Regions from separate parts of the Homo sapiens genome. Here regions 1 and 3 are each linked to region 2. The links are chromatin loops, found by intact Hi-C in ENCODE. Cell type or tissue: A673. All regions are shown on one strand.

Region 1 (8,000 bases), 140 kb before region 2:
AACACCTTTTCTTGTGGAGTTGGATGGGGCTGACCTTTGCCCTGTGTCCTTAAGAGTAGGCAGGTGGTCTGAGTCAGTTGAGTCCTTCCTGGTACTTCTCTGCCAGAGTTGTTGGGGAAGATGGTCTATTTCTGCTGGACCTGGTAGGATGTGAATGTGAGGCTGTTGATTAATATCCTGCTCACTAAGTGGAGAAAGGGCAGGGAGAGCTGATGTTTGAGGCCTTAGATCCAGCCACTCCCTAGTGACATGAGCTAATGAATTCTTTTTTTTTTTTTTAACTTATGCCAGATTGACTTTAGTTTCTGTCACTCACAGCTGAGCAAGCTCTGACCCATACATGTTATGTTGCTCAGGCTGTAATGCAGTGGCTATTCATAGACATGATCAGATCATAGTGCACTGCAGCCTTGAACTCCGGGGCTCAAGCAATCCTCTTGTCTCAGCCTCTCAAGTAGCTGGGACTATAGGCACACGTCACTGCACCCAGCCCACACAATTTCGATTGAAAAATTAGAACAACTTGACCTGTGAGATAATAGTAGAAGATTAGACAGTTAACTGAATTAATGAGTTGTGAGAGGAGCTTCTCCTGATTTCCCTGATTCTTTTTATTATGGGAGTGGGAGCAGGGGCAGAGGGTAGAGATGGGGATGAATGAAGGAGACTAAAGTGAGCCCACAGGTGTGGCCTTTGCCAGATGGCGGTGGGGATGCTGGGGCCCCAGTTCCTTCCCAGCTGTGGCTCGCTGGCAATGGCTGAGGAGCCTGGGGTCAGCAGGCAGCTGGATTGGAGAGAGCTCTCCACTGTAAGCCAGCTCCGGGCTCCTGTCCTGTTTCTGTGTCTGCCTTGGGGCACATCTTCAATTTCCTGAGCCCTTGCTTTCCATTTCCTAAAGTGGGAGCGCTGACAGCGCCCTGCCGACCTCCGAGTTTGTGAGAGAGCCTCCCAGGAGCTGATGAGAATCTCTGAAACCATCGTGAGAACTATCAGGACTCTATAGCTGTAAGGTCGTTTGTCTCTCTCATTTGATTGAAGGCTGGGCTAGACAAGTGCTAGGAAGACCCTCAGGACTTGGGCTGGGATCTGACCTTCATGAATTGCAGACTATAGACCTTAGGTAAAAAGTGGGCAAGAAGAGGCCGGGCGCGGTGGCTCACGCCTGTAATCCCAGCACTTTGGGAGGCGAGGCGGGCGGATCACGAGGTCAGGAGATGAAGACCATCCTGGCTAACGCAGTGAAACCCCGTCTCTACTAAAAATACAAAAAATTAGCCGAGCATGGTGGCGGGCGCCTGTAGTCCCAGCTACTCCAGAGGCTGAGGCAGGAGAATGGCGTGAACCCGGGAGGCGGAGCTTGCAGTGAGCTGAGATCACACCACTGCACTCCAGCCTGGGCGACAGAGCGAGACTCTGTCTCTAAAAAAAAAAAAAAAAGTGGGCAAGAGGAAGCCTAAAATGTATGGCCCATGGCCTGAAAGTTCTCAGGGGTCATGGATGAGGATGTGAAAGAAGTTTGCTGGGCAGGGCAGTCTCTGGCCTGGGGCAGGTTTCTGGCTGGAGTAGTTAATTCAGTGCCTTTTACTTGTTAGAAAGACAGAAAGATACTTTTTCCCCTCTTTCTTTTAAAAAGTAATAGGGTTTTCTGAATACAAAAGAGTCACATATCTATTTAAGAATTTTGGGCTGGGCACCGTGGCTCACGCATATAATCCCAGCACTTTGGGAGGCAGAGGTGGGTAGATCTCCCAGGAGTTCCAGACCAGCCCAGGCAACATGGCGAAACCCCCTCTCTACAGCAAATACAGAAATTCGCTGTGCATGGTGGCACACGCCTGTAGTCCCAGCTACTCGGGAGGCTAAGACCAGAAGATGACTTGAGCCCAGGAGGTCAAGGCTGCAGTGAGCTGTGTTCACACCACTGCACTCCAGCCTGTGTGACAGAGCGAGACCCTGTCTCAAACAAAAAAAGAACTTTGAAAATAAAAAGACGTGTAAGGAAATCAAAACCACTCATGATTATCCAACTCTCATAAATAACACTGGTAATATTTTTGTCTATCTCCTGGTATTTACTTCATTGTGCCTATGTGTCATGTATATGAGAGATGGCTTACAAAATTTGATATGTACAGCTTCAGAATCTGTTTTGTACATAATGTAAACATCTTCCTGTATCTTTAGATTTTTCTTACAGCCTGATTTTTAGTTGTTATGTAACAGTTTTAACTGTTCTGCCATATATAATATATTCCTTTTATTGGATAGAAGACTTTCCAATTTTTTAGCATTATAAAATCATATTGTGGTTAAATCTTTACAGATAAATCTTTGTGCATGTGGAATTACAGGGTCGAATGGGATGTCCATGTAAGAATTTTTGTATGCTCTAATTGACCTAAAGAAATGCTAATTTGCCTTCCTATTGTTGTGTGAGGGGGCATAATGATTCTCTGAATCCTGGCCCTTGCTGGGTATTATTGGATTTTTAGGACTTCGCCAAATGCTAGATGGGAGAAGCTTTGCTTTTTTTAATTTTTTTTTTATACAGGTCTTGCTCTGTCGCCTAGGCTGGAGGGCAGTGGTACAATAATAGCTCACTGCAGCTTTGAACTCCTGGGCTCAAGCTATCCTCCTGCCTCAGCCTCCTGAGTAGCTGGGACTGCAGGCATGCCACTATGTCTGGCTAAATTTTTATTTTTGTAGAGACGGGGCCTCACTATGTTGCCCAGGCTGGTTTCGAACTTCTGGTCTTGAGCAATCCTCCCACTTCGGCTTCCCAAAGTGTCGGCATTACAGGTGTGAGGCACCATGCCTGGCCTTGTTTTTATTTTATTATGCCTTTTTTTCTGGTTCCCAGTAAGGTCATTTTTTTCCCCCATATAATTAATAGCTATTTTTATGTTTTTGTGAATTGATTTACGTATCCTTTATTCATTTTCCTATTGGGGTGCTTGTATTTTTCTTACTGATTTATGCAGACTCTGTAATAAAAATATTAACCCTTTGTGGGGATCAATACATTTTTAATAGTGTGATGAAATATTTTAATAATGGATCAAAGCAGAAGGCTTGATTCCAGGGGAAAAATTTTTTAAGCTACCCGCCTCTTTCCCTACACATAAATCCAGAGATAAGTAGTATCTTAGTACTTAAACATGTCTTAAAGCATGGACAGGCTCCCTTCCTTCCTTCCTTCCTTCCTTCCTTCCTTCCTTCCTTCCTTCCTTCCTTCCTTCCTTCCTCTCTTCTTCTCTCTCCTCCTTTCTGTCCTCATTTCTCTCCTCCTTTCTCTTTCTCTCCTTCTTCCTCTTTCTCTCCTCTCTTTCTTTCTTTCTCCCTCTCTTTCTCTCTTTCTCTCTCTTCCTCTTTTTCTCTCTTTCTGTTTCTCTCTCTCTCCCTCTCTCTTTCTCTCTCTCTCTTTCTTTATTTTTTTTATTTTTTATTTTTTTGATGGAGTCTCGCTCTGTCTCCCAGGCTGGAGTGCAGTAGCACGATCTCTGCTCACTGCAACCTCCATCTCCCAGCTTCAAGCTATTCTCCTGCCTCAGCCTCCCGAGTAGCTGGGATTACAGACGTGTGCCACCACGCCTGACTAATTTGTGTATTTTTAGTAGAGATGGGGTTTTGTCACATTAGCCAGGCTGGCCTCAAACTCCTGACCTCAGGTGATCCGCCTGCATCGGCCTCCCAAAGTGTTGGGATTACAGGCGTGAGCCACCGTGCCTGGCCATTACCTTTGTTTCATGGGTGAGTTAGTCTGGCAACTAGACTAGGGCAACCCACCCACCCCACCCCTAGAGCTGGTCACAGGCACAGCTGAGCTTGAACTTGGGCTTCACACGTGTGTTTACACGCACCACTTGTCATTGCCTGTGACTTTCCTGTCCCTGCTCCTCCTCTTTCAAACACTCCCTGGAGCCATTTAGTGCCTAGATGATGCGTGTTTTTATACCAGCCACTCTACTCGAAAGCAAAATCTGTTTGAAAGCTGTGTTACAGGTTTTTCCAGAACTTCCAGTTTTTAAGAATCTCTTCCCCTTGCTGCAGCTTCCTTTGTACCATGCAGCCACTGGCTCCAAAGGGACCTTCTACCAGGGAATTTGATTACTTGGATAGAGCCCTTCTGTCGACCACTGACCTCAGGGCTAGCTCCCCAAAACGTCGCCTTCTCTACGCTCGTTTCTGCAAAGTAGCAACAGGTCAGTTAGGATGTGGATTTTCTTGCTCTCTCAAAGGTTCTTTTATTTAAATATGTTCATACATTTTTCTCCTACCGCTCTCTTTCCTGAAAGAATGAAGTTAGAGGATTAGGTTGCTAAGTTTAGCTCTTGCTGACGCACTGGCCTCTCACTAGCAGTCTCCTCGTGTCTCAGTGTTTCTTTAAGCCTCGCTTTTTTGCTGGTAGACGCACACCATCACATCCTACATAATATTTAGCTCTGAGGCGTTTCCAGATGGGAAGTGCGTTTCTGTATTTTCATAGCCGTGTTCTCTACGTGAATGGACTGGCGTGAAGCTGGGGGCTGACGGCTGGCAGGGCAGGTAGGGAGGCTGGCAGCGGCCTGAGAGAGGTGAAGATCCCCGGGGTGGTGGCGGGGAAAGCAATGCAGTCCTTGTCAGATGTTTGCTTGCTGTGAGGAGAGGGAGATGGCTATGAGAGGAGATCTGGGGATGGTATTTGACTGGGATATGAATGGAGCATTTTCAGGCAGGGGAGGCCCTCCTACTTGAAGCAAGCCTGAGTGTTGTTAAAGAAAAAAATTATTCTGGCACTTGTAAAAATGGTAAGGAAGACTTTAGTCAGGAGTCTTGCAACAGGGTTATTGCAATAGGGGAGAGAGATGGGGCTCAACTCTAAATGCAGCAAGACAGTTGAGGATTTACAGCTAAGAAACAGAGAAGAGGGGGTCAGTGGATGGAAAGTTACTAAGAGGAGACATCAAGGGAACGGGATTCTCACTAAACAGACCTAAAAGGACTCTTGCTAAGGGCAGGCCAAGGACTTACACACCCAAGGTAGGGGATGAAGCGCTTTATCAGGCATCAAGGGTAGGGGACTCCCTAAACTGAATTTGCAGGATTCTTGCTAAGACTGGGCTCTGCAGGCCTGGCAAGGACAGGAGGGACACAGAAGGCCAACGTTCAGAAGAAGGCTCAGAAGAGCCTAACTAAAGTTTGGTCAAAGAAAGGGTTTTTGTCAGTGCTTCCTCTCGTTCAAGGAAAGAAAAATTCTTCTTTTCTCTGAGTAATATAGGTCAATTTTTTGTTCGGTCGCCTTTTGTTCATTAAGGACCAGCTTGAATGTCTGTTGGGGCCTGGCGGTAGAGGATACTTGATGGACAACCATCAGGCATTTAAACGAGGGAGATTCATGGTCTGCTGTGGTGATGGGTCCTTTGAAGTTTATGTCAAGTCACCCAGCTTGCAAGCCTAGTTTAGATCTTGGGGGGAAGATCAGCTATAAGACAGCCTAGAGTTGCAATGAGGATTTGGGCAGTCAGCCTTTAGCTCTCAGTGACATCAGGAGGGTGGGAGAAAACGTAAAAAGTAGAAAAATTGAGAAGTTGGTAAGAACTGATGAAATGTGCAGAATGGCAAATCCAGTCCAATTCACAGTAGGTAACAAAGTAAACAGTAAAATGTAATTTATCAAGAGGTGAAAAAAGCTCAAAGGCAATGAACGGGACTAGAATTCGATAATCTGCAAGGATGTGCTATAGTTTTCTATTGAAATACAAACAAGCACTGGTCCCTGGATGGGCGTGTTGAAATGTCAGCATGGAGGGTGGCCTGGTGTTAGACAGGTCTCGGTTCAAATCCCATCACCTTGCCGGAGATGCTGGGCAGATTGGTTGCTCTCCTAGTGTCTGTTTCTTTAGCTGTGAGACATAATGAAAGCTAACATTTATTATTTCTCATGTGCCAGGCACTGCCATAAGCATTTCACATGCTTTACCTCGTTTAATCCTCACAACTTAGTGAAGCAGGTTAATCATCATCTCCATTTCGCAGAAGAGTAAACTGAGGCTTTAATATATCCTATAATATGTCCACAGATGTTGCTAACCTGCAAGTAGAGATTGAAGCTCATGTACTTAAAATGAGTTTGGCACTTTTCAGGTACCTGATAAATGTAAAACATTTTTTTCCTCCAAAGTATATGTGGGAAAACTGAAGCTATAGAGTGTGCCTGAGCCCAGCCAGATTCAGTAGGCGGGGCTCTCCCCCAAAAAGGGAAAATCCTGAGACACTCATCAGTGGAGGGATGGAGCCTACTGTGAGGGTTCTGGCAGAGCCCCTGCGTTTTGTCCTCTGGGGGCAGCTCTCCTGGGAGTTGGAGAGAGGCTTTGACCCAGCCTTTGCTGGCCACTGGGCAGGACCTAGCTGGGAGCAAGTGCCAGGGCCAGCAGAGGCTTGTCCAGAGATGACTCTCGCTGGCTGTGCTGTGTTTGCTGTGTGCCTGGTAGGCACGCATCTCAGTTATTCTCACATCTCTGCAGTAGGTATCCTTCACCTTCCCATGCAGATGGAATTGAAGCTCCAAGAGGGTAACCAACCGCCCAGACACATTTGAAGTAGTGAGGCAGGGATTTGAGCCCAGGTCTGGTCCCTGAGCCCATGCTCTCTGTTCTGCTGTGCACCTTGGGTGATCAGGGAAGCAGACCCAAGCTAGGGAAGAAGTCATGTGGGCAGGGCTGAGGCACTGGAACAGAGTGGGTAACGCAGGATCTTGGGAATCTGACACACTGGGGTTCAAATCCTGGCTCTGCCACTTCGTAGCTCTGTGAGCTTGGAAGTGACTTAATTTCTCTGATCCTTGGGTCCCCATCTATAAAAGAGGAGAGCCATAACTACCCAGAGAGTGTAAGGATGACATGAGAATGTATATAGAGCCTTGGCATGGGCCCTGGGGTGTGATGAGCATTCAGTAAATGCTGGCTGCTGTGGGCACATGGGAATTGCTGGGCACTTTCTCATCCACTTGATCTCCTTGGCTCTTAGGGAAGGCAGACGCTGGACGGCAGGTCTCTCAGACACAGGAGAGACCCTTAGCTTTATTTATCCACCCTGGGATGTATCCCTGGGAGCTGTGTATCAAAATTATAGCCACTGAAGGTTGGAAGGACAAAGGGGAGGCTAGGCCTGGATATAGCATCTTTACAGTGGTCCAACTTCCCTCTTGCTGGTGATGTCCAAAGAGAAAGGCCAGCACAGCGGCTCAGATGGGCGTAGCGGGACTGCCTGGAGGAGCCTATGCAGTGGGCTTGGGCAGGGTCCAGAGTTACTGGTGGCGGGGGTGGACGCTGTCAGTGTCTCCCCCAGACTCCACTGAACCTTTTATATCAGGTGCCCTAGAGTAGCACCTGTTTACCTAGACCTGCCTTCCAGAGACACTGTCTCCCCACCTTGTGAGCTCCTGGCTGCCATGACCTCCGCACTTGCCCTGAGAGGCTGTGAGGATGAAATGCTGATGTACATGAAGCTCTTAGCCTAATACTTCACATTCAGCGAGCGCCCACCTTCTGACTGTGGCCATTAATTTGTGGATTCAAGTAATGTTTTAGGTTGAGAGGTCATAGTTATGAAGAAAACAGTCCCCACCCTCATGGAGGTCACACGCTAGTAGGGAAGATGGATGAGAAACATGTAAGCAAGTAGATTTGATTGTAATATTGGAGTGAAGAACAGTAAAGCAGGGAGAGGGAACAAAGACATCGTTGGTGTGGCTGGGAAGGAAGGCTTTTATTGGGAGATAACAAGTGAGCAGAGACCCTGGGGATATGGAGGTGCCAATCATGAGAATGTTGGGGGAGGCCAGGTGCGGTGGCTCATGCCTGTAATCCCAGCACTTTGGGAGGCCGAGGCGGGTGGATCACTTGAGGTCAGGAGTTCGAGACCAGCCTGGCCAACATGGTGAAACCCTGTTTCTACTAAAAATACAAAAATTAGCCAGGTGTGGTGGTATGCCTGTAATCCCAGCTACTGGGGAGACTGAG
Region 2 (8,000 bases):
CTATGAAGAAAAGTAAAGCTGGATTTTAAAGGGGTGGTCAGGGAAGCTTTCTGATAAGGGGCCATCCTTATCAGAAATGAGAGCTTAGGAAGCTAAGCTTGCTGATAGCTGGCGGAAATGCTGCCTGGGTAGCATCATGTGCACAGCTTAAAGCCGGACACATGCTTACCTCCTTTGTGGAGTAGCAGGGAGGCTGGAGCAGAGTTAGCCACAGGAGCGGGTGTAGGAGGTGCCATGGGAGAGCTGCGGCAAGTCACAGAGGGCTTGGGGGCCTGGGCAGACTGTGGCTTCTACTCTGTATGACATGGGGAGGCCCCTCGAGGGTCTAGAACCAATGGGCACCATGACGTGGCTTAGGTTCTAAAAGGCTTCCTCTGGCTGCTGTGTGGCAAAAAGAATGGGATGGGTGGCTTGGCAAGAGGGGAGGAACGAGACCAAGTAGGAGGCTTTGTAGTAATCCAGGTGAGAGGGATGGCAACCCAGACTAGTGGAAGTGATGAGAGATGGTCAGATTTTGAATATGCTTTGAAGGCAGGGCCAGTGAGATTTGCTGATGATTTGAAAGTGGGACATGAGAGTGGGAGCCAGGGATAGTTTTGAGGCTGTCAAGCTGAGCACTTTGCAGAATGATTTCCTGGCCATTTAGCGAGATGGAAAAGCAGGCTTGAGGAGAACTCAAGGGTTGACTTTGGGTATAGGTTTTAGAAGCTTTGTTGAGCCTGTAGGGAGAGGCCAAGTAGGCAGTCTCACGTAGGAGGGTGAAGTCCTAGCTTGAGACCTTCACTGGCATGGTGACCACTGAGCCCTGACAAGCCAAGGGCCCAAGAGGATGGGGCCAAACATGGGGCCAGTGTCAGCTGACACGGATGCCAAACCTGCATGATCACAGTCCTCAAGTCTGGAACAATTCTCCTACATAGTTACCAGGGAAATCTACCAGGGTTGAAATTCCACCCCTCTGAGTAATTCAGGGGCCTTATTTAGTCTGTTGTCTTCATGCTAATGTTCTTTTCCTTTATCTCTATACCCTTATGCTATTTATTGATCAAAGAACCATAAAGTTACTTGTTTTTAACAAGACAGAATACCACAGCATGGAGGTTTCACTTTAGGATTTAAACATTTTGGCTTTTTACTGCTAACTAATGGGCCTGCAGGCTAGGAAACATAAAAGGACCCTCATTTGTATTCCTAGTGAATAACCATCCTGTGTCTGGGAAAGCCTGGCAGTAAATGACAGGTAAGGCTGGGGCAGGGAAGCTTCAGGTCCCTTCTTTGCAGAGGCCTAATGGACCACCAGTCCCTAGACTGATTGATGTCAGGCAAGAACGTCCAGGGAGTCTGCCACTGTCTGCTCCAAAACAGGATTTAGTCCTTCCTAACCTTGGGAATTTCTGAAGCCCCAATTCCTTTATGACTGTTTACTATCCTTAGTCCCCTGGGATCTAGTATAATCAGCTGGTGGATTCCTTTTTCCTTAAACCTAAGTCTGAAGCCCCATGGGCCTTTCCCATAGCATAAATAACATTCTATTCCTGTACATATTGCCTCATTCACAGGAAGTAGTCTCTAAATTACATCACAGGCCAGTTCTACTGTATTCCATTGACGTTTATTATGGAACCATTGTAGGAATGACATGGTTCCTGTCTCCAAAAGCTAGCTAGCATATCCTATCCATTATGTTCAAGATTCTGGAGCGGGTGGCAGAAATGGGAGAAACACAGGTGACTGAAATCCCAGGATGTCTCATCATCCTCTCTAGGTTGTAGCAAATCTTTTCTCCAAATATTTCCCTAAGTTCATAGGGGTGAGTGTATGACAAAGCATGATAACTTAGCTATGCCGTTGGCTGACATGATGGAATGCTAAACACATTTATCTTTGGAAAGTAGATTAGAGGGGAAAAAAGTGGGTTATATCAGTGTTGCAGAAAACCACTAGTCATCTCCCAGTATCTACCCTTCTCTTCTTCTGTGGTGATAACATTAAAGCCCCAATTTTAAGCTGGGCATATGGCCACTTGGGATTAAGACTATATTTCCCAAATTCCCTTGCAGCTAGGTAGGCCATAAGACTGAGTTCTGGCCAGTGTGAGTAGGTTAAAGTGTCTAGGGGCAGCTCTTAGAAACCCACTTAAGAGGCATTGTGTATACACACTTTCCCCTTCTTCTTCATGCCTGCCTTTGTCCTGCTGTCTGAAATGCAAATACTGCCATCTTGGTTGAGTCCATGGATGATGAAACAAGAGAGAAGGAACAGCCCGCCATGCACTGACTGTCGTCAAGGCTTCTTATATGATAGAGAATAAACTTTTATTTATTGGAGGGTTTCTGTTCCTCACAGCTGAACCTAATCTCAATTCAACTAGCTAAATATTCCTCCAATTAGAGTGCTTAGCGACAGGCTCCACAGTATCATTCTCAGCTGCTGAGAACAATGTGCCCATTCCTGCCGAGTCATGGAATCTTTACTCCAAGAGATGGTAATATATCATCAAGATCATTCTAAAAGCTTAATGCAGTGAGCATCACTTAATACCTGAATACCAAAAAGTGAAAATAATGGTTTCATGTCTAATGGGACTTGAGTTCACATGTCCCCTCAGCCACAGGGACTTGTGCTGGCAGACACCACTGTCCTCTGCTTTGGTATTTCTATCACTTGGACTCTAGATATAGGTGAATAAAGCCAACATGGTTTGTTGTTTTTTTTTTTGAGATGGAGTCTCGCTCTGTCGCCCAGGCTGGAGGGCAGTGGCGTGATCTCAGCTCACTACAAGCTCCGCCTCCCGGGTTCACGCGATTCTCCTACCTCAGCCTCCCGAGTAGCTGGGACCACAGGCGCCCGCCACCACACCGAGATAATTTTTTTGTATTTTTAGGAGAGATGGGGTTTCACCGTGTTAGCCAGGATGGTCTCGATCTCCTGACATTGTGATCCACCCATCTCGGCCTCCCAAGGTGCTGGGATTACAGGCGTGAGCCACCACGCCCGGCCAAAGCCAACATGGTTTCTAAAGACAGATGAGAGAAGTACCTACCATTTCCTGAGGCTGGCTTTACCAAGGACGTAACACGTGTAAATTATTCAAACAATACAGAAATGTATAGTAAAACGTGCCCCATATCCCATGACCCCTTATCTAAAAGTCATGATGTTAAAAGCTTTCAGGATATCCTTCTAGATATTTTCCATGTATGTAGAGCCCTTCCTTTTAAAAAGCACACATATACACACATATATATAAACATAAATGGGATTGTACTGCACACACTGTAATATACTTTGCTTTTACATTTAATCATAGTTCTAAACATCTGTCCAAAACAGCATATATATACATCGACTTCTGACTGCATAGAATTCCATTGTACAGTAGATGTACCGTAATTTATTTCACCAATTTCCTGTTAATAGACATTTGTTTCCAGAGTCTTGCTCTGGAAGTCTGGACAAAGATTGCTGCAACGGATTCCTTTGCACATCTATCTATGTACCAATACATTGGTAGACGTGATTCATAGAATTGGAGTTGCTAGGTTAAATCGTATGTTAAATATCTAAGTAGTGCTCCCTGCAGTTACGTTCCCAGCAACTGTGCCAAAGCTGCTTTTTAAACTCAGATGGAAACCACAATTGGACATTAACTTTATTTCTTATTCACTTATTACTTTTGTTATCTGGGTTTCTGTTCAGAGAAAGAATGACGTCTGACTTTTGTTCAAAAGACAAATGAGAAGCAGGTGAGTGATCTGCTTCAGTATAATGCTTTCTTTTGTTTAAAGTGCATTATGGGCAAAAGTTCTGTCTTATTGCTGAAAAGATGCTAGTGATTATTCTTATTCAAGAATTCAAGATATAGGCAAACAGGAGGTCAAGGCTGCAGTGAGCTGTGATTGCATCACTGCACTCCAGCCTGGGCAACAGAGCGTGACGCTGTCAAAAAAAAAAAAAGATAGAGGCATATTAAGCTCTCAAGAAATGATGGAACTAGCAGAAAATCATTGGAGAGGCAGAATAGGGAATGCCACCAGGAATATAAAACCTGGTCTTCTAGATCCCAGGCTACAGAGGGGTTATTTCACCACAAATACAAAATGACTTTGAAAATAGAATTATATTCTAAATAGAATATAGGTAATAGAAAGATACCTTATTTAAAGACTGGAAGAAGATCCACATTTAGGGCTCATCAATATACTGTGATCTCTGACCACCCAACCCTATACTTGACACTTCCCCTCTCTTCTCAGAATCTTTTAAAAGCAGTCTCAGAGTATATGCAGCAGTAGTAGTGGTGATGATGGAGATAATGGAGTTTTTTTGTTTGTTTGTTTTTTCTTTATCCCCAATATCCAGCGAGCTGCTTGGATAAATGCTTAAAACAAGATGAAAATCTTTGTCCTGGATCTGTACATCCGTGTACTCTTTTTGCATCTGCTCTGCTGATATTTTCATGCTCCCTTGACACCTGCCTGCTATTTTAGAAGAGGTCTTTGTATCAAAGGAGGGGTAGGGGAGTCGGGCATTTCCTCTGCACTAGCGAAAGGGCTGCGGGGGAGCCTGAGCCCCAGCCTCACTTCAGGTGGCAGAGGCCTTGCTGCTGGTCTTTCTTGGAGAGGCTGTCTTAGAAGTAGGTAGCACCCTCTCCTGGGCTAAATGCAAACGATCTCTGTGTGTCCTGAAATCATCTGGGATAATAGCAGGCATCTCCTTTTCTCTGGCAAGCTCTGCCCCATCACTGCCCCCTCCTGGCCCCTTCTATTTTTTTTTTATTTGAATGCCACACTGGACCATTTACAAGTCCAAATGAGTCAGATTGGAGATTCTAAGTAAGACTGGTTAGGGAGCAGGAACTTATTTGAGTACTCACCGTGTGCAGGGCAGGGATGTGAATATAAAATGAAATAAAAGCTTGGAGTCAGTATAGATAGAGAATATGAAGACTGAATGACTAAATGTTTATAAAATGCTATTTAAACAATTCCCAACATGCTAGAGGAACTCTGCATATGGTAGAAATCGTATAGCGGTGAGGTGATGTGTGCGACCTGGCAGTCTCTTCATGAAATGGCAGACCCTGAGAAAGGAGTTGTCCAAAGGAGGAGGGTAGAGCCTTAGCTTGCGAAGTCTCTGGAAAGAGATACACTGGAAGTTTCTTTTATTGAACAATTTAACAGAAAACTGCAAAATTCAAACTTTCAGGACTCTCCTACCACCACCTTCTACCCTCTTGTCTTTTCTTCACCAGTCATTTGTTTTTCTCAATGACATTTGCAGAAAATGAAGACATTTTAATGATACCTTCTCCTTTCTACTCAGCATTCTGGTTTCTGCTTCATCTGAACATTTACCCTAATACTTCATCGAACTCCATCTACATGCTACATACTGATGACCATGGCTATTGTTCATTTTATCCCATAAGTCAAAGATTGTGTCTGTTTTGCTTGTTCAATTGTCAGTGTAACAATAATGAAAAATAATGGTAATAACTGTCACTTAGTGAGTTTTTACCTGAAGCCAAGCACATAATCATTTACCATTCTTTCAACTGATGCTCACAGTTACCTGATGGGATAAGAGCTTTATTATCCCAGTTTTTACAGATGAGAAAATTAAGGTTCAAAGCTATTCAGTAACTTGCCCAAGTTACAGAGATGGGACCTGAGCTTGGAAGTCTAGCTCTAAAGACCTTGTTCCTGTCCACTGTGAATATTGTTCTGCTTAGTATTCACAAGTAATAGATGAACGTTCAGGAATTCAGTGACTAAGGAAATAATCATGTTTCCAGGTATAGTTCGTTGCATAAAAATTAATGTGACTTGAGACATCACAGAACTGAGCTAGGAGGGAAGTATAGCATTTCCAGTGTCTTCAGAGCAGTTTGTTAATAGAAGAGGTGTTGAGAGCTGGGTTGGCTTATTCCTAACAGAGCACAGAGCACTGACCTCCAGGGACACAGCCAAGACTTACTGAATACTTACTATGTTCCAGGCAGTGGGCTCAAAGCCCAGCGTGTTTTTCTATTTAATCCTCACAACAACCTCACCTTACAGAGGAGGCTCAGAAAGGTGAAGCAACTTGCCCAAGGTCATCCAGCTAGTGGTTGGTGGAGTCAGGACACTTCATTGCTCTGCTGGACTCCTCTCAGGTGCCCCTGGGGGAACTTCAGATTGTCTTATAGGCCCCAGCTTCCCAAAGGATGCCCTCTGAATGGAGGGAGGAAGTTAGAGGGAGGATCAGGGTCTACCAGGAGGCTGCCAAAGGTGTGCTCTGGGAAATGCTCCTGGTCTGGAGGGTTTGAGGGAGCATGTCTGCTCTAGGAAAATCCAAATGGGCTTAGAAGAATCATGTCAAGGCCCAGGATAAGACTGCAAATATGTTTGGAATCTAAGCCTGTAAAACCTGTAAAATGTGCCCTCTAGTTATCTTTGTGTTTTTTTGTTTTGTTTTGTTTTGTTTTGTTTTTTTGAGACAAGATCTCACTCTGTCGCCCAGGCTGGAGTGCGGTGGGGCAATCATGGCTCACTGAAGTCTCAACCTCCCAGGTTCAAGTGATCCTCCTGCTTAAGCCTCCCAAGTAGCTGGGACTACAGGCACTGTGTCCAGCTATTTTCGTTGTTGTTGTTATTGTTTTGTAGAGACAGGGTCTTGCTATGTTGCCCAAACTCCTGGACTCAAGTAATCCGTCCACCTTATCCTTCCAAAGTGCTGGGGTCACAGGCATGAGCCACCACTGCAGGCATAAGGCCTCTAGAAGGCCTAAGGCTTCTTAAGAAGTCAGAATGTGTCTTATAATTTTATAGTACCTAACTTTGCTGGCCACACCATAGGTACTTAATAGATACGAAGGAACAAGTGAATGAATCAATGAATGACAAGGAGAAGGCAGCCTATGTGTGGGTAGCAGTCTGCTTAGGAACCCTTTCCTCCAGATACACGTATAAAGTAATGGTTCTGGTTGCTCTTATGAAAAGTTTGTGAAATATGTTTTCAAGTTGGATTTGAGTGTGGGGCTCTGGAGACAGTGCCTGGGTTCAAATTCTTGCTCTGCCATCCCTAGTGATTGTCTGTGGCAAGTCAGTGAACCTATCCAGGCCCCTTGCTGTGAGCTGCAGGTGAAGCACCTGGCTAGAGGAAGCGCTTGGTAAATCCCAGCTATGCTAATCACAGTACCAAAGCCCAGTCCAGCTGGAGGCAGTGCATCCGCCGTGGTTTACAAAGGCACCAGGGAATTGTTTCCCTCAGCATGTGAGCGTAAAATTCTCAGTCCCAAGTTGAACCCAAATGTGCAGGAACAAACACCTGGCCCCAAATATAATTTCCTCCCGCAGCTCATTGCAGCCCCGAGGAAATCACCGGGGGAGGGCTCGGGAGTGCGGCGCGGCAGCCCCATAATTTCCAGGGCCCTTCTCCTACACTGACACGTAATTGTCAGATTGTTTTATGAGAGCAGCTTCCTGCCCGCTTCCTGCCTGGCTTCCAAATGTGCTCATTCCCGAGGAAGCCTCACTTCTCCTTCTCGCCCTTAATCGCTCCTTTCCTGCCCGCCCCAGCCCCCAGGCTGGGCGATTTCCTAAATCACTCGGAATTGGCTTCCAGCGCCGGCGCCCCGGGTGGGCTCCCGGAGCGCGCGGGCCTGTGACCCGGAGGTCAGAGATGCCTCCGTCCTGTTTGATGTCTTGCCCTGGGGGCCTTCCCTCGCCCACCCCCTTTCCCCTCCCCTCCGGAGCTGATTTGGCTCCTGAAGTCAGGGAGAGATAATTCCCTGATCTGTTGCTCTTTGCTCTCCCTCCTGGGCTGGAGAGCAGGAGCCCTGCCTGGGTCCTCAGCCCACTCCCCTTCCCCACCCAAATGGGGCAATTCCAAATATTCCACCCTGAAGGAACTCCTTTCCTTAGGACCATTTCCCTGTCTCTCCAAAAGCCAACTGTTAGGAGGAAGTGATAAGCCCTAACGCTTTTAGCTTAATTTTCCCCATTTGAAGAATTTCC
Region 3 (8,000 bases), 150 kb after region 2:
GGAGCTAAGCCACAGACAAGCATCCTGCTGTCTTTCCTACTCTCAAGGATCTCTAGGAATAACATGCCATGGAGTCTTTTAGTCACCTTTTCCACTAATAATTATCCTTCCTATGAGAACTTCTGTCACTAATACATTTTTATGGCATGTAAGAGGGAGGAGCTGCTATCAGATGAGCTTTGAGTCAATCTAGACCATTGCAAAAAAGCAACATAGAGTGGCAACCATTGACTTCGGCCACCCTGCATCTAGCCCCCTTTGTCCTGGGATGAGAACTCTGATCATTTCTGGGGAAACACCCCTTCATTGCTTTCAGTCCATGCAGTTTTGGGGATGGGAATGACTCCATGCCCATGGCAAGGATGGGTACAGTACCCACATTCGTTCTATGAGATTGACCCTGAGATTCTAGCTAGAACTAGAAAGGGAAGCACCTGTTCTTGTACGGTGCTGTGCTAGTAGGATGTCAGCTGGGAGGTGCTGCAGCCATGTGGCCTTCACAATGGGCAGGTCTTCCTGGAAACAGAAGGACGCAGGGGAGGCAAAGCCAAGATATGGAAAGACAGCTTCATGATGCCATCATCTAGGCCCCTGGATCTCATGATACCAAAACCTTGCTTTTTCAGGCACATGAGTTAATAAAAAAATCCTCTTTTTGCCTAAATCTCTTCAAACTGGGTTTCAGTCCATGGTTACTAAATGAATCCTGACTTATTCAAGTAATGACCTTGTTCCTACCAGAATTTTGTTGGTTGCTTCTTAGCATGGGTATTTGTAGTCCATAGCCCAGGGGCAGACTACATCCAGGATAACAGTTTGTGTGTGGAAGTGATAGTGGCGTCTATCCATATCCCTAAATGGATATAGGTACATGTTCTATGAGGAGGCATTATAGGGGAGACCGAGGCTGCAAAATCTGTTTCTCCTCTTTGTCTCTGAAGTCTGTGTACAGAGCAATTTTCCCCAAACCCCTGATTTTATTCCTCTTGTTTTCAACCAGAGAAAGGAACTCTTGAATCTGTTAAGTATGTTTTGCAGGGCTCTAAGAAATCAGGAAGAGATGGGGAAGGGAGGTGATGGGGAAAAAGAGGCTCTGCATGTCTCATTTTTGTTTTTTCCTTTTTGCCAACGACAAAGAATCAGCTGGCATCCTTTTATTTTCTATTTCATTCAGTGCTTTTTAAAATGAAGCATTAAGTCTACTGTAATGGGATTTGTCTAATGATTTCCTGGTAAACGTCTTCTTGGATCTCAGCAAAGATAATTCACTTAGTAGGAACCATTTCCTGCTTCCCCACTAAGAACCAGACCTACCCAGTTCTTTCTGGGAGTGAATTGGCCTTTGAATGAGAGAAGGCAGTACAGGAATATTTCACTCTAGCATTCATCACATAGACTCAAGCTTGCCACAGACCCAGATCAGGGAGGAGAACAGGAAGGCGGGGGTGAGGGAGAACGTTCACGCTGAGCACAACATGAAGCCAAGCAGAAAGTCTGTAGCAATCTGAGCCCTTTGCAGAAACAGATGCACTCACCTCTTTGCCTTGGCTCTGGGGTGCTTTCTTTCTGGGGCAGTGACAGCTTCTGCAATGTCCACACTGTTCTACCAGGACAGCTGCAGGCAGGCTGCTGCAGGAGGAAGGGAGTTCCCATTCACCATCAGAAGGGAGTGTCCTCCCAGAAAAGGAGGCGATGCCCTGATTCCCCTGGAGCGAAGGCTGTTGGATCCACTTGTCCTCTCTCTCCTGCTCCCTTTCTGGTATGAATGGAGCTCAGAGAAACCCCATGAGAAGAACTGAGTGAAACCACACACCATACCCACCCACCTGTTAGTAGGTTGGCCTCCTAGCCTTGGGGATCCTGGAGAGGAAGGCTGCCGAGTGGGTCATGAGGCACTTGGGCCCCTACAAGTGCAGCTGACACTGGTATGCCCACAGAAAGGCTAAGGACAAGCACTGTATATTTATTTCTCCCCCTCTCATGTGATCTTATTTTTGGACTGGACACAAAAGCTATTTGGGGGCTGGACAGCTGCCAGGTGAAAGGACAATGATCTCATCCGAATTCTCTCCATGCCTCTCTCTGCACTAGTCCCTGTTACCTTTCCCAATATGAGGCAGAAGGGAGCGGGTTTTGCTCTGAGCCTTACTTTCAGTACATCCAAGCAATGTGTCCAACTTATCATTTTTCTTCAATTAGCTGATTGCTACCTTTTGAGGTTTCACAGAGGATCAACGTAATGAACGAAGTCCTTACTTTTATGTCTGAGGCAGGTGAGTATTTCTGAGTCTGGTGGTCGTGTCACACAGTCATCATACACACTATTTTAGATGCAAAGATCCTCTTTTCAACACCAGGATGGGAGCCCCGACCCTGAAAGGCAGATGTGGGCAACGCCACAGAGCTAGGCTCTCAATGTGTTGATTCTGCCTTCTGCCCTGGCTGTTTCTGCCTCTGGCTCCTAGGCTTGTAAAACTTACAACATTGAGACAGTTTGATTTTTCACCTCTGATCCTTCCTCTTCAGACATGAATGGAAAGTTTTGAAAATGTCATGCCTGGCAAGATGCCAATTCAATATCGTCCTCTTCACCATTATCACTGTTATTTACTGGGCTCTTTCTTGCTGAATGCCCTTCATTTGAGGAGTACTTCTGCATTCTTGTATTTAATCCTCACAACACCGCTGCCAGGAGGGTAAGATTGCTCCTATTTGATATCCAGGGAAGCTGAGGTTTGGAAAGGCTCCTCACCTAAGCTTTGGAGAGGGTAGAGTGGGATGGGAACTCCCGACTGTCTGAGCTCTTGGCCACTTTGCCCTACCGTCTCCTGAAGATGTGAATCGTTGACATTTCACTGTTGTTTTCACTTCATAAGAGGGAAAACAAAACCCTTAGGGTTGATTCAGACCCACAACTTCAATCCTTGATTTCTGTTCCAAATCCAGTTATTGAAGGGGAGAGAAAATAAGGTTTTCACCTGTTTACAGTCCCAGGCCCTGGTTCTAGGTACAGGATGGAGTCTCTGGCCACCATTCTCGTTGGAGCCATTTTCCTGTGAATAATTCGTTGTGCAAACACACACACCAGAGAGGACTGGGCTGGGCCGCCCAGGCCGGGTTCCCACTGTATCCAAGCTGGACTGCACTTTCCACTACCCTGAGAAAGAGACAGAGAGATTGAACCAACAGCTTGTCCAACACTGCCCTCTGCAGGTCACTGGGCTGCATTACCCCAGATGGGAGTCTGCAAGGCTTTCCAAAGAGGAGGGCCACACCAAGGATTATTTTTAGACAATCAGTTAGTTCTCCATTTCTGCAGCTACTCTTTCCTAAACCTGGTTTGCCTGAGCACGTGTCTGTGTTCATAACCCTTCCCCTACTGTATGAAAGGAAATCATACCTGTCAGTCTTCACAAATCTTAATAAGGTGCCATTGCCCCAAGTATAAAAATATCAAAGTCCCCAAACTAGGAACTTCCTTTAATACTTTAATTCAGTCTTTTTTAATGATTAATTAGGCATTTTTTAATTCAACAACTTTGCTTTTCCTTCCTTGAATATTGAGGGACAGAACTGTGGAAGCAAATCAAAGAGAATATTAGAAATAATAACAGATTAATAGGTACACTTGAAGAATGATGCCACAGTTTAATTTTTTTTTTTTTTTTTGAGACAGAGTCTCGCTCTGTTGCCCAGGCTGGAGTGCAATGGTGCAATGTTGGCTCACTGCAACCTCTGCCTCCTGAGTTCAAGAGATTATCTTGCCTCAGCCTCCTGGGTAGCTGGGATTACAGGCACCTGCCACCACGCCTGGCTAATTTTTGTGTTTTTAGTAGAGATGGGGTTTCATCAGTTTGAGGCTGGTCTCAAACTCCTGATCTCAGGTGATCCACACACCTTGGCTTCCCAAAGTGCTGGGATTACAGGCATGAGCCACCGCACCTGGCCCACAGTTTAATTTTTAAATTCCAGCTTTATAATATATTAGAAATTATGCTCTTGAAACCATATAAACTTAATGATGAAAATTAACATAAATGTTTAAATGTGGGTATATGTAACATTGTTTTTCAAAATTGTTTTAGAAGGTACAAGAACAATTTGTGAAGTCTGCTGTACCCTTGGGCTGGCTATTGCTGACTGATATTAGGTTGCCATCTATCCATCCATTCATCCAGCCATTCCTCAAATACCCATTGAGCACCTACTGTGTGCCAGGCCTTGTTTTAGGCACTAGATATAAAAATAGTGAGCAAAAAATGGCATGTTCCATGGCAAATTCTTAGTGATGGCCTCCTCTAGGAAGCTCAGGGAGGGAAACAGATTATGGATACACTTTTAATAATTAATTCAATAAATGTAAGAATTCAACAGTGATAAGCACTACTAAGTGTTCTGTGCGGGAAACGTGTGAGGGGAGAAGAAAAGGCACACACAATACTTTTGAATCCCATATAACTAGCAATGCAGATATAATAAGCAAATGATATAATAAGCAAATTGCAATGGGAAAGGGAGAAGAAAAAAAAATATATATATATATATTTATACCACCAGACTATGGAGGATTCATCACCAGGCCAGGAAGCAATAGCCTGGACTCCAGAGTCAGCCACTCATCTGTGCACAGACGAGGAGAGGTCTGTGAAGCTTCGGCACAGTCTGGGACTCTAGCTCTTTTGTAACGAGTTGTTTGGCATGAGGTCCAGTCACGAGGGCCCTTCGCAACTGGGCTCAAGGAACACAAAAAGGTCAACTTGTTTTTGTGATTGTCTGTTATTTTTCAATAACTAATGTATAGGAATAGATTGAAATGGAGATTTCTCCGAAACTGTGCTGGATGAATGCCTCAAGGGGTTCACACAACCTGTTCCGGGAGTTGGTGACCATTGTTTGTGTCCACGTTCAATTGAGTTCAAATTTAATATTTTTTTCCTCCACACCAAGGAGAGGTATTTGGTAATTAGAGAATGAATAATGGAGATTAACAATGTATAATGAAGATTATTATACATTATAATCCTCATGTATATATACATGAGTTGATGGGGGAGGCATCAGGGAAGGTAGCCCTGGAGAAACGAAATCCAAACCAAAAATAAGGTATCCAAGAATCTCTATGAAAAAACTGTGAAGACCCAGGAAAAAAAGGCCTCTATAACATGAGAGGATCAGGGAGAAGTAGGATCAACGTTTTTAGAGTTAGTTGGGGTTTTGTTTGTTTGTTTTGTTTGAGTTGGAGTCTCACTCTGTCGCCCAGGCTGGAGTGTGGTGGTGCGATCTTGGCTCACTGCAACCTCCACCTCCTGGGTCCAAGCAATTCTCCTGCCTCAGCCTTCCCCAGTAGCTGGGATTACAGGCCTGGCACACAGTGGGTGCTCAATAGGTATTTGAGGAATAGGTGGATAAATGGATGGATAGATGGCTGGGATTACAGGTGCCACCATGCCCAGATCATTTTTTTTGTATTTTTAATAGAGACGGGGTTTCTCTATGTTGGCCAGGTTGGTCTCGAACTCCTGACCTCAAATGATCCGCTGGCCTCAGCCTCCCAAAGTGCTGGGATTACAGGCATGAGCCACCGTGCCCAGCCTAGAGTTAGCTGTTTTCATAAAGGGCCTTTGCCCTTACGCAACTTCAACCCGTATTAAAAATCAGTGGTTCTCAATCAGGAGCGATTTTTCCCCAGGGGATATTTAGCAGTTTCTGCAGACATTGTTAGTTGTTGCATCTGGGGTTGTTCTAGTGGCATCTAGTGAGTAGAGGTCAGGGATGGTGGTAAACTTTCTACAATGCTCAGGACAGCTCCCCATAACAAAGAATTACCTGGCCCTAACAGTCCATAGTGCTGGGGTTGAAAAATCCTATCATAAATGGGGGCAGGGCAGGCCTGACAAGTGTCTATAGTGGTTGTGGATTCACTTGTTTATGCATTCATGCATTCAGCAAATACTTATTGAGTGCCCACTATGTTTTAAACACCATTCTGGGCATAGTTGAAGCCCACCTGTCACCCATTAACCAAAAATAACCATCTCAAATAGCTAGCCTGGTTGTGTTCCTTTGTTACTCAGCTTAACATTTTTACCATTAGAATGGTGACAAAGCTGGTCTTATTGCCTGAAGAAAGAAGATATTGAAATGCATGGATATTATTTGCAAGGATGGTCACTGAAGAATTGTTTGCAATTGTGGAAACAACCTAAGTGTCAACAGAATGGTTGCCTAACTGTGATACAGTGGTACTATGGCATACTAAGCTGCCAATGAAAAAGAAAGGCAAATCTCTTTGTGGTAACATGGAAAACAACCATGGAGATATTATCAGCTGGAATTTTTTTTCAGAATTGCAGGTAGAATATGATTGATGAGATGTGTGTTTTTTTAAATTGGTGTGTATGTGTGTGTGTGTTTGCATGTGCATGCAATTGCTGGAGAAATTCTCACCAAATTCTTTTTTTTTTTTTTTTTTTTTAATAAAAAGCAGAGTCTTGCTCTGTCGCCCAGGCTGGAGTGCCGTGGCGTGATCTTGGCTCACTGCAAGCTCCGCCTCCTGGGTTCATGCCATTCTCCTGCCTCAGCCTCCTGAGTAGCTGGGATTACAGGCACCCACCATCACACCTGGCTAATTTTTTGTATTTTTAGTAGAGATGGGGTTTCACTGTGTTAGCCAGGATGCTCTCGATCTCCTGACCTCGTGATCTGCCCTCCTTGGCCTCCCAAAGTGCTGGGATTACAGGCGTGAGCCACCGCACCTGGCCCTCACCAAATTCTTAATAATGGCTACCTCTAGAGAATGAGAAACAAAAACAAAAACTGTAATGTGTTCATTGGTAGTAGCTCTTTACCTAATTCCACCCTTTCATACTGATCAGCTTCTTCCTGGTTCATCTCCATTGTTATCAGTAGTCAAGTCAGTCACCAACTTCTGGAGATCCTTCAACTTGTAGGACAATATCCAATATTTACTGTTAAATCCATGTCCCTTTAAAACTTGCCCTCTAGCCAATCTTCATAAGCTCTTCTTGGGAGCTGCTTTCTCTGCCTCAGCCACAATTTCTGTGCCCATCTCCCTGGAACTTAAGCCAGTGAACTCACCAGGACTGTATCACACCATATTCTTTCAAAACAGGCTCACCTCTGTGCCTGGAAAACAGCCCATCTTTTTTTCTATGTGTATTAGTAGAAAAAAAGGTGAAATGACTGTGATCATGAATAATCCCCACCTCTCAGTGGCTTAAAATAACAAAGGCTCCTTTCTCACTCACAGTTGGGCACGTCTGTCCATTTGCAGGTGGGTTGGGAAGCTCCATTCTGTATCACCCTCGCTCAAGGACCTGGACTGAAGGATTTCTGCTTTCAAGAAGAAAAAAAAAAATAGAAGACATGTTTACTAATACACTGGTAATTATTTCTATTCATATTTTATTGGCCAAAGCGAGTCATATGGGTATACAACATAAAATGAGGTGCAGAATTTCAATCCTATCATTTGCTTGGAAGGTGGAGAGTCATATTTGGAGAACATGAGTTCTATAATTGTTGGATGTAACAGTCTATACATGTCCACTAAGTCAAGTTTGCTAATCGTGTTTAAATAATCTATATCCTTACTCATGTATCTGTTCACTTCTTGCAGTTTTGTCAATCTTAGTTTTATATTTTTGAAGCTATATTATGTGTACAAGTTTTATAATCATTGTACTTTCTCATGAGTTAAACTTTTTATCATTATGATAATGCTTTTTGCCTTAAAGTCTACTTTGTCTAATATTAATATAGATAACATTAATTTTTGTTAATATTTATATTTTTCCACTTTTTAATTTCAACATTATAATACAAATGTTTTAGGTATGTTTCTTATAAACAGTATGCAGATTGTTATCCAATTCAATCTTTGATTTTTAATTGAACTATTTAATTTATTTACATTTAATGTAATTACTGATATATTTGAATTTAAATATACCGTCTTCTTAAGTGTTTTCAATTGTCTC

The links. A loop is a pair of places that touch in the nucleus more often than their neighbours do. Peaks named below come from ENCODE experiments on the same cell type or tissue, not always from the same donor. Only the 100,000 strongest peaks of a DNase experiment are listed, where the experiment ranks them.
Region 1: a loop joins it to region 2, with 4 times the contacts of the local background. A loop is called at or near these places in 2 of 110 quality-filtered maps.
Region 3: it touches region 2 in a loop (6-fold over the local background); 9 of 110 quality-filtered maps call a loop at or near these places.

Annotation. Positions count from the first base shown.
Region 1 is chr5:142,399,809-142,407,808 of GRCh38, forward strand. All of the region lies in intron 3 of SPRY4-AS1 (SPRY4 antisense RNA 1), which reads left to right. Among named protein-coding and RNA genes, the nearest start is that of SPRY4-AS1, 79 kb to the left of the region's middle. In A673, no CTCF peak of the experiment used is centred here; a DNase peak (open chromatin) is centred at 3,139; H3K27ac peaks cover 4,663 bases.
Region 2 is chr5:142,544,252-142,552,251 of GRCh38, forward strand. No RefSeq gene overlaps it. Among named protein-coding and RNA genes, the nearest start is that of FGF1, 140 kb to the right of the region's middle. RefSeq lists enhancers at 6,239-8,000, 6,797-7,443. In A673, CTCF peaks have their summits at 4,698 (motif pointing left), 4,898, 7,110 and 7,315; DNase peaks (open chromatin) are centred at 4,680 and 7,470; H3K4me3 peaks cover 1,184 bases; H3K27ac peaks cover 2,995 bases.
Region 3 is chr5:142,696,087-142,704,086 of GRCh38, forward strand. It overlaps a transcript of FGF1 not described here. Among named protein-coding and RNA genes, the nearest start is that of FGF1, 14 kb to the left of the region's middle. RefSeq lists a silencer at 3,107-3,156. In A673, a CTCF peak has its summit at 3,224 (motif pointing left); DNase peaks (open chromatin) are centred at 1,365, 2,005 and 3,185; H3K4me3 peaks cover 747 bases; H3K27ac peaks cover 2,918 bases.